Regions from separate parts of the Homo sapiens genome. Here region 1 is linked to region 2. The links are chromatin contacts, found by Hi-C in ENCODE. All regions are on one chromosome and are shown on one strand. The core of a region is the stretch at or near the end of the contact, and the rest is flanking DNA. Distances in the headings are between cores, read along the strand shown.

Region 1 (4,731 bases), core at 33-2,532, 290 kb after region 2:
GAACTTTTAATTCTACCTCGAGTAGGCACAGAACTCTGCAAAGAACAAATGAGAAAGGTTTAACACACATCTGGTACGTTTAAATTCTTTTTCTCAGTAAGGCTCAGGAAAGTGTAACAAGTAGCCACCAGAGGGCAGTAGACTCAAACACTGTCTGATAGCAAGAACTCGCCAGGCACCACCTCCAGGCCTAGGCTCAGAGCAGCAGCTCTCTGGGTATTATTGGCTGAAAACATGCAATATTATTTTAACCATTTTTCCTCAAACTCAACTTCTAAAATGGTGTTAGTCTGAGGGTCACTTCCTCATCTTATTTATACTGCATTTTACAATCCCTAATATTTTCCAATTTGTAAAAGAAAATTCTGGACAAAACAACAACTACTGAATATACTAGGAAGAAATGGGGGTACACCTCTGTTTTTTTGTTTTTTACAATTTATTTAAATTTGCCCCTCAATTGTATTATTTTTAAGAAGGAAAAAAACCTCACATACTTAAAATATGGAATACAGTTTTCTTAAGAAAATAGCTTTGAAAGCAATTTAGGGGTATCCTTAAAGCCATAATTGCATACATGGTTATTACAGAAATATTTGCTAAAAAAGAAACAACTCCACTAGGAACATGCTTTCTTCATGATGGGGAAATGTAGGAATAACATTCTATTCTCAGTAGCACTATATCTCCTTACAGCTGTTCATTTCTCTACTTGTTTTCTTTTCAAGGAAAAAAAGCCAGGGGCTTTTGAGAGAGACTAGTTGACTTTCTAGTCAAGAGTTAAACAAATCTGCAGGGCTTATGTAATAATATATGCTTTTAACTTAGAAATGTTATATTATCCTACACAGATCACACAGAGCTTTAAATTTTATGATAATTTTACAAATGGATGAGCAGGGCACCGTGATAAATACTTGATCTCCATTTTTAAACCTTATCAAGTTTCACTTATATGTGTTTTTCATTTATTCATTCACCAGCCTTTACTGAGCACCTACCATGTGCCAGGAACTGACTGACCCTTATTCCCTACTCACACCAGGGTCTAGGCGTAGCAGGCAGAAGCTGCAGGCATTGTGTGATTAGGCCAGGCAGTGGGCAAAACATGAACCTGGTCAGTCAAACATGGGGGACCCAGGAATTAACATAAAAGCCTTTATCCTTAAAAGTTATGTTCTAATAAGCTGGGTTTTTGTAACTTCAAGCATGTTACCAAAAGCCAACTATCAAAAACTCCAGGGAGCTAAAAGGTTGGCCAAGGGCAGCCACTCAGCAGACAAACAGCAACTTCAAGGGCAAAGAGCCAAGAATAAGAAGAGTTCTGGCACCAGATGAGAAAATTTCTTCTGGGTAGAAAAAGTGATCAAGGGCTTCATTGATTCCAGCAAAGGGAGTTAAAATTCCTGACTTGTTTTCTTCCCTGGGTTTTCACATAAGAAGTTGGATCCTACCTGGTGTGAGAAATTTAACTGAGAAGGCAATGCCTTTGTGGGGACCAAGGCCCTTGGCCCCCTGGAGGTTTGTTGAAAATCACTGACATGAGGCAGATTGATTGATGGGAGAAAGGCATACAAATTTATTTAATGTGTATGCACTGAAGCCTTCAGAATGCAAACCCAAAGATACAGGGGAAATTGTCCATTTTTATGCTTAGGTTCAATAAACTATGGACTTTGTTGTAGAAATAAGACCTTCATATTTCTACAACAGCAGAAATAGCAGTGTGGTCAGGAGGCACACATGAGAGGATCCTGCCAATTCAACAAATGATCAAATGATCTGGCTTGAGAAGCCTTTTTGTCTTCCTGGGGCAGAGATTCCCCTTCCCTGCCCATATTCACTGGGGCAGATGGGAGGCACTGGGAAAGGGGAATCAAAGTGTAGAAATATGATTGAACAAAAAAGGTAAGATCTAATGTTAATAGATTCAGTGGGGAGCCCAGCAAGGCCTGTCTGTCTAGATTCTTCTTGGCCTCTCTGAGCAGCGCTCCTTCCTTCAGGGCATGGGACAGGACCTTCTCTGAAATGGGGGTCTTATCACCTACAGTCAAACAAAGTAGGTCAGATAATTTTTCTTTTCTTTTTTTTTTTAATTTAAAAGAGATGAGGTCTCATTCTGTCACTCAGGTTAAAGTGCAGTGGCACGACTGTAGCTTACTGTAGCCCCAACCTCCTGCGCTCAAGCAATCCTCCCACCTCAGCCTCCTAAGTACCTGGGACTGTAGGTGCATGCTACCATGCCCAGTTAATTTATTTTATTTGTAGAGGCGAGGTCTTGCTATGTTGGCCAGGCTGGTCTCGAACTCCTGGCTTCAAGCGAACCTCCCGTCTCGGCTTCCCAAAGTGCTGGGATCACAAGGGTGAGCCACTGCACCCAGCCAGATAATTTCTTTATGGCCAAGTTTTACCCAGAAAGGCAGAGGGAAAATTAGAGTAATATTTTTAGGTTCTATGGCTGGTTTGGAGAAAGGGGGTTCTGGTTTCTATGACCCACCTTGGGGAAGAGGGATTCTAGCTTCTATGGCTGGCCTTGGGTGGAGAATGAGACTCAGACAAGAGGGCAGACAAAGGTCAAAGGAAAACTTTTGCTTCTGAGGCTGCTGCAGAGACCTTCATTTTGGGGTACTGCTTTCTGAGCCCCAACACCTTCTCTCCAATTAGTGCACAAGTAGTTCAAGCTTCTTCCACAACAGGAAGATGGGAGAAATGGAAAGGAGAGCACAGTGAAGAGTGGACACAATGCTGGTCCAGTGGACCAGGAGTCACAGTCACCCTGACAGGGTACCAATATCGGCTTGAAGATACTGACTTAGTAGAAAGATGCTAGCTCAGACTTAAAGAAGTAACTGCATATTTAAAGCTTTTTTTTTTTTTTTTTGGAGACGGAGTCTTACTCTGTTACCCAGGCTGGAGTGCAGTGGCACAGTCTCGGCTCACTGCAACCTCTGTCTCCCGGGTTCAAGCAATTCTCCTGTCTCAGCCTCCCGAGTAGCTGAGACTACAGGCGTGTACCACCATGCCCAGCTAATTTTTGTATTTTTAGTAGAGACGGGGTTTCACTGTGTTGGCCAGGCTGGTCTCGAACTCCTGACCTCAGGTGATCCGCCCACTTTGGCCTCCCAAAGTGCTGGGATTACAGGCGTGAGACATCGTGCCTGGCCTAAAGCTTAATTCTTAATGCATAGTATGTAATCATACCTAGATGTCTGCATTTCTTTAAAGGTCTGCCTTTGCAGTCAACCTGACCCAGGTTTGAGTCTCAGATTTCCACCAGTCTGTGGGTAACATTAATATGAAACGAGCCTCTCTAAAACTGTTTCCTCATGAGTAACAAGGAGATCATAATAGGATTTACTTCTTGGGTGTGGCTGTGAGAATCAAAAGAACAACGTGTGTGAAATGCATAGCACAGTGCCTGAAATGTAAGTGCACAACAAATGGAAAAACCAGCCATCTTTTGGTCTTCCCTTGTGTATAGCCTTTATCTCATAAATACATAACAATGAATGAAACTAGTGACGGTGTCTGTTTGAAATGGGGGTCTTATGGCCTACGGTCTTTGGGATTGACTATTGTAATCAAGTTGTTTCCTTGTATTTTAAGAAGACATAGCTGAGTAAAAAGTCAGATGAATGCTTACTTGAAGAAGCCCTTGAGAGGAGCTATCAGGCCAGAACATGAGGTCACACTGCTGTGCACCTGGACTCGGCAGATAAGTGCCCCGGAGGTGTGGCTTGAGACAGTAACATGGCCAGTTTTTCAACTCAGTTGGGATTTCTTTTTAAAACTGTGACTGCAGGCAAAGTACACAGAAGTAAATAAGCCTCTTCCCCCATAGCACGTGCCCTTGAAACTTAAGAGTGAGGAACAACGAGAGATGTCACAGGTGGCAAATAACATTCTTGAGCTTTTAAAAATAATTCTGGGCCGGGCGCGGTGGCTCACGCCTGTAATCCCAGCACTTTGGGAGGCTGAGGCGGGCGGATCACAAGGTCAGGCGATCGAGACCAACCTGGCTAACACGGTGAAACCCCGTCTCTACTAAAAATATAAAAAATTAGCCGGGCGTGGTGGCGGGCGCCTGTAGTCCCAGCTACTCGGGAGGCTGAGGCAGGAGAATGGCGTGAACCCGGGAGGCGGAGCTTGCAGTGAGCCGAGATCGCGCCACTGCACTCCAGCCTGGACAGCAGAGGAGACTCCAACTCAAAAATAAAATAAAAAAAATTAAAAATAAATAAATAAATAAAATAATTCTATTATTATCCTCTCCAGTGACTATTTAATGTGACACATAATTTAGCAGTACATATCGAAAGTTATAGAGAACTATACTTTTTTAGTTTTAAAGAAGGGATAGAGAAGTTACAGTTAGTCTGCACAGAGGGTCACCCAGAAAATAGGAGTTGCCAGGTTACTACATGGCCTTGGGTGATTTTCTTCATTATCCTGGGATTCAACTTCCCCATGTGGAAAATGAGAGGATTAGCTGGGCTCTGTGGTTTTCTTTTTTCTTTTTTTTTTTTTTAAGACAGTCTCACTTTGTCGCCCAGGCTGGAGTGCCCGTGGCGCCATCTCGGCTCACTGCAACCTCCGCCTCCCGGGTTCAAGCAATTCTCCTGCCTCAGCCTCCTGAGTAGCTGGAATTACAGGCTCACACCACCAACCTGGCTAATTTTTGTATTTTTAGTAGAGACGGCGTTTTGCCATGTTGACCAGGCTGGTCTCAAA
Region 2 (5,037 bases), core at 1,944-4,443:
CATCATTCCTTGTCAGAGTTTAAGCTTCTCTGTGCCTTCCTCTTCCAGGTGGTCATCGAGTTTGACCAAAACGTCTTTACTGCTTTCACCTGCCTGAGTGCAGATTGCAAGATTGTGCACGAGTACATTGGCGGCTACATTTTCTTGTCCACCCGCTCCAAGGACCAGAATGAAACACTCGATGAGGACTTGTTCCACAAATTGACCGGCGGTCAGGATTGAAACAAGCACGCGTGCTCGGCTCACACCAACAAGGCAAGCCAAAGGCGCCCCTCCCCAGAGGGATCCCTAACGTGCCCAGCATGTAGATTCTGGACTAACAGACAACATACATTCACCGCTGGTCACCCAGATCCTCATTCAAACCCACTGCTGGCACATCCCTTTCCTTACTTTGCCCTGTGCTACCAGCCACGGAAGGAGCCTCTCTTGTTTTTTCTATAAAATGGGTAGGCAGGAGAAAAGCAGGTGCCCTAAGATTGCTCTAAGGCCCAGCATGTGGTTACAGTTCTCTGACTTGCAGAACCTGCCAGGTGTATGGCTACAAGTTATCCTCGTGCTGATCTGTCTCATTACTAAGTCAATGGAGAAGACAGAAAGGTAAAAATCACGTGTAGCAAGAACAACTCTTATTTCACAAACTCAGGTATGAAACGAAACGCCTGTCCTTCATGGAACTGCTTTTAGCTCCTGTCTTTTCAAAATGGCAGAGGGAGTTCCTACACACACTTTTTCCCTGGAGGCCAAGGTCTAGGGGTAGAAAGGGGAGGGGTGGGGCTACCAGGTAGCAGTTGACAACCCAAGGTCAGAGGAGTGGCCCTCAGTGTCATCTGTCCACAGTGATACCTGCCAAGATGACCACTGACCCACATCTGGTCTTAGTCATTGGTCTCCTCAGATTTCTGGGGCCACCTGCAAGCCCCATTCCATTCCTACAGATCTCTCAGCCACCTGTAAGTCCTTTGTGAAGATGTGGGTGACACAGGGGGACAGGAAAACCCATTTCTCAACCCAGATCCATGTCTCCACTGCTTCTACTCTGGGTTGGGATTCAGGAAGACAGGCACAGTCCTCTCTGTTCATAGAAACACCTGCCAGTGTCAAGGATTCCAGTCAGGTGTCTATCCCAACTGGTCAGGGAGAGAAGGGCAGACCCATTCTCAAAGACCACCATGTCCAAGGTCTGACAGCTCCCCACTGGCTGCCCCCACAGGGGCTTTAGGCTGGTCTGGGTCATGGGGAAGCGTCCCTCTTATCGCTGGTCTGTGTTCTCCTGGATTTGGTATCTATGTTGGTACGACTCCTGGCCTTTTATCTAAAGGACTTTGGCTTTTGTAAATCACAAGCCAATAATAGACTTTTTTCTCCCCCTCTGTTTTTTGCTGTGTCATCTCTGCCTTGAGACTGCCTTGAGACAGTGCTTGCCTTGAGAGAGTGAGCCAATTAACAGCTGCCTGAATTGTCATTTTCCATTTTGGTTTGTTAGAGGTGGGAGGGGTGGGTTTTGAGAAGGTCAAAAGCAATACCAGAAGTAAAGGGAAATATCAGACAATATTTTATTATTTTTTCATAGATGTTCTGCCACACAAAGAACTTGGGGTGTAAGGATAAGGCAAAAGCTCCAATCCCATTTTTCAGTTCTCCTAGGATGCACCCCTCAGGGAGCCTGGCCAGAGTTCCGAGGCCCGTGAGCGTCAGCTGTTGCTTTATTTTCCATCAAAGCCCTCTGAGAAGTGAGACCTCAGCAATTCCGGGAGCCACATAGAGACAGACTTGGCAAGGGACCCCCTGGTTCTGAGCCAGTAGCTGCCATCTGGAAATTCCTCTTTTAGCCTCTCCTTAGAGGTGAATGTGAATGAAGCCTCCCAGGCACCCGCTGAATTTCTGAGGCCTTGCTTAAAGCTCAGAAGTGGTTTAGGCATTTGGAAAATCTGGTTCACATCATAAAGAACTTGATTTGAAATGTTTTCTATAGAAACAAGTGCTAAGTGTACCGTATATACTTGATGTTGGTCATTTCTCAGTCCTATTTCTCAGTTCTATTATTTTAGAACCTAGTCAGTTCTTTAAGATTATAACTGGTCCTACATTAAAATAATGCTTCTCGATGTCAGATTTTACCTGTTTGCTGCTGAGAACATCTCTGCCTAATTTACCAAAGCCAGACCTTCAGTTCAACATGCTTCCTTAGCTTTTCATAGTTGTCTGACATTTCCATGAAAACAAAGGAACCAACTTTGTTTTAACCAAACTTTGTTTGGTTACAGTTTTCAGGGGAGCGTTTCTTCCATGACACACAGCAACATCCCAAAGAAATAAACAAGTGTGACAAAAAAAAAAAAAAACAAACCTAAATGCTACTGTTCCAAAGAGCAACTTGATGGTTTTTTTTAATACTGAGTGCAAAAGGTCACCCAAATTCCTATGATGAAATTTTAAATTAATGGGCACCTTTCAACATCATTTGCTTCCTTATCTACAGTTGATTCAGAAATCTGCATTTTTTATTCTTTTATATGACTTTTAAGTAAAAGATTTATATGGATTTGAGTACGGTCCTGTTGTGTCCTCTCCAACCTACTGTCTCCAAAAAGGTGACTTTTTCCTCTCTTATGAAAAGGGACTGCAACTCTGAGGTCTAACATGTGTCTCTCCTCACAGCGCCAAGATTCCGGGTCGTTCCCTCCCGTGGTGTGGGGAGTGGCAGATTCCAGGGGTCCTCAGAGAGCCCCTTAGAAACCTCACTTACCCGCTGGTTTCAACTCCTTTCTCACTGACTTGGTCACAGATTTCCTGGCATATCCTGCCTTATCATGAGCTCTTTTGTCTCTTTCCAGTTCTATATTAAAACACACACACACACACACACACCAGCAAGCAAAGATCCCCAGCGGCAATAGAACAGCAGAAGCCTCTGATTCTGATGGCTGAGTGTTGAGGGCACTTTGCTTTAGTGACATGCAGTTTATAGATATCCCTTTGTGCAATTCTCCTGTCAGCCCACAGAGGGTAGAAATGGCTTCCTCTACAAAGGAGAAAGGTTCAGAAGGTGAACTTGCCCAGGGTCACACTGCCAATGAGCAGTGTTTGTCTTGACTCCAGAAGCCACTAAGCTTAACCCAGCAAACCCCACCCTTCCTTCCCAGCCTTGCCCAGCCTTGAAATGCCCCTTACCCTAGCTCCAGAGCAGGCGTTCCTGAGCTCAGGCTCATACCAGTAAGAGAGAACCAGGGGCATTAAGAGCAGTTAGCTGTGGGAGGAGAGGCTGGACCAAAAAGGTCTGGGAGCCAGAGAAATGAGGTGCTTAGAGTGTTGTTGTTTTTTTCTTTGTTTTAATTTTTGTTTTTGTTTTTTGAGATGGAGTTTCACTCTTGTTGCCCAGGCTGGAGAGCAATGGCGTGATCTCAGCTAACCACAACCTCCGCCTCCCAGGTTCAAGCGATTCTCCTGCCTCAGCCTCCCGAGTAGCTGGGACTACAGGCATGCACCACCACGCCTGGCTAATTTTGTATTTTTTTTAGTAGAGACGGGGTTTCTGCATGTTAGTCAGGCTAGTCTTGAACTCCTGACCTCAGGTGATCCGCCTGCCTCGGCCTCCCAAAGTGCTGGGATTACAGGCGTGAGCCACCGTGCTTAATTTTGGGAAAGTTTCATTTTTAGTCCCACGGTCAGAAAAGTAAGGAAATGAGGAAGCTTTAATTTGAAAACTCATTTAATACAAGAAGTCAAGATATTTTATAATATCTGTCTTCTAAAATCACTTTAAAATTTTATTTTTAACTCACAAGATTTATTTTTGGGGGCTGGGCATAGTGGCTCACCTTGTAATCCCAGCACTTTGGGAGGCCAAGGCAGGAGGCTTACCCGAGCCCAGGAGTTCAAGACCAGCTTGGGCAACACAGCAAGACCCCATCTCTACAAAGATTTTAAAAAATTAGCTGGGCATGGTGGCACATGCCTGTAGTCCTAGCTACTTGGGAGGCTGAGATGAGAGGATCCCTTGAGCTCCAGGAGTTCAAGGTGGCAGTGAGCTATGATCATGCCATCACACTCCAGCCTCAGTGACCCTGTCTCAAAAAAAAAAAAAAAAATTGGCTTCTACATTTAGTATCTCTATATTCATTTTAATTATTTTCTCACATAGCGTGACTTTCCTGCCTCTCCCCCTTCCACTCCTGTCACCCCAGAATCTCTCAGTGGTAGGAGACAGAAAGGGAACATTCCTCTTTGTTATTTCACCCATCTTTCCTTCTCATGCACCCTACAGCCAAGGACTCTTGAGTCCAGGAAATCATAGCTGGAAAATCTGAAAAACTGAAAAAGTGAAGCCCTTGGCCCTCACTTGCTTCAAAGTTTTTCCAATTCCTTGAACCTCACTGGAGTTGTGTGGAAATATTGAGTGCTATCAGAAAGAGGGGAGGCCGGGCACGGTGGCTCACGCCTGTAATCCCAGCATTTTGGGAGGCCGAGGCAGGAGGATCACCTGAGGTCGGGAGTTCGAGACCAGCCTAACCAAAATGGAGAAACCCCGTCTCTACTAAAAATACAAAATTAGCCAGGTGTGGTGGCACCTGCCTGTAATCCCAGCTACTCGGGAGGCTGAGGCAGGAGAATCACTTGAACCTGGGAGGCAGAGATTGCGATGAGCCGAGATCACACCATTGCACTCCAGCTTGGGTGAAAGAGCGAGACTCCTCCATCTCAAAAAAACAAAAACAAAACAAACAAAACAAACAAACAAACAAAAACCGAAAAGAAAAAGCTATCCTGACATTTGCACACACATCTCATGTTGCATCAAGACTCAGTGATTGGCCGGGTGTGGTGGCTCACATCTGTAATCCCAGCATTTTGGGAAGCCAAGGCGGAAGGATTGCTTGAGCCTAGGAGTTCAAGACCAGCCTGGGCAACAGCAAGACCCTGTCTCTATTTAAAATAATCATAATAATTTTTGTAAAGGCTCAGTTATCTCAGAGGAGTCCCAATTTTTAAAAAACCTGAATGAGAATGCTCCTGACTAACACCTGTGGGGAAGAT

The links. Hi-C counts contacts between places; a loop is a spot of excess contacts on that map. Pooled maps may share reads with other maps.
Region 1: a loop to region 2 is called in a map of IMR-90, with 15 times the contacts of the local background. The contact joins two enhancer-like sites. A Hi-C loop is called at or near these places in 37 of 168 maps with a recorded cell type or tissue (A673, CD14-positive monocyte, CD4-positive, alpha-beta T cell and 23 more), 10 of 37 single-sample maps with no recorded cell type and 41 of 50 pooled maps.

Annotation. Positions count from the first base shown.
Region 1 is chr20:5,783,947-5,788,677 of GRCh38, reverse strand. The region is part of intron 2 of SHLD1 (shieldin complex subunit 1); the gene reads right to left. Among named protein-coding and RNA genes, the nearest start is that of SHLD1, 36 kb to the right of the region's middle. Within about 2 kb of position 1,282, at least 5 of the 41 ENCODE cell types and tissues checked have a DNase peak (open chromatin) inside an H3K27ac peak, as active enhancers do.
Region 2 is chr20:6,072,358-6,077,394 of GRCh38, reverse strand. FERMT1 (FERM domain containing kindlin 1) reads left to right here. Exons shown (of 15, transcript NM_017671.5): 15 at 49-2,550. The coding sequence ends at 222. Among named protein-coding and RNA genes, the nearest start is that of LRRN4, 21 kb to the right of the region's middle. RefSeq lists a silencer at 2,961-3,110. Within about 2 kb of position 3,193, at least 6 of the 41 ENCODE cell types and tissues checked have a DNase peak (open chromatin) inside an H3K27ac peak, as active enhancers do.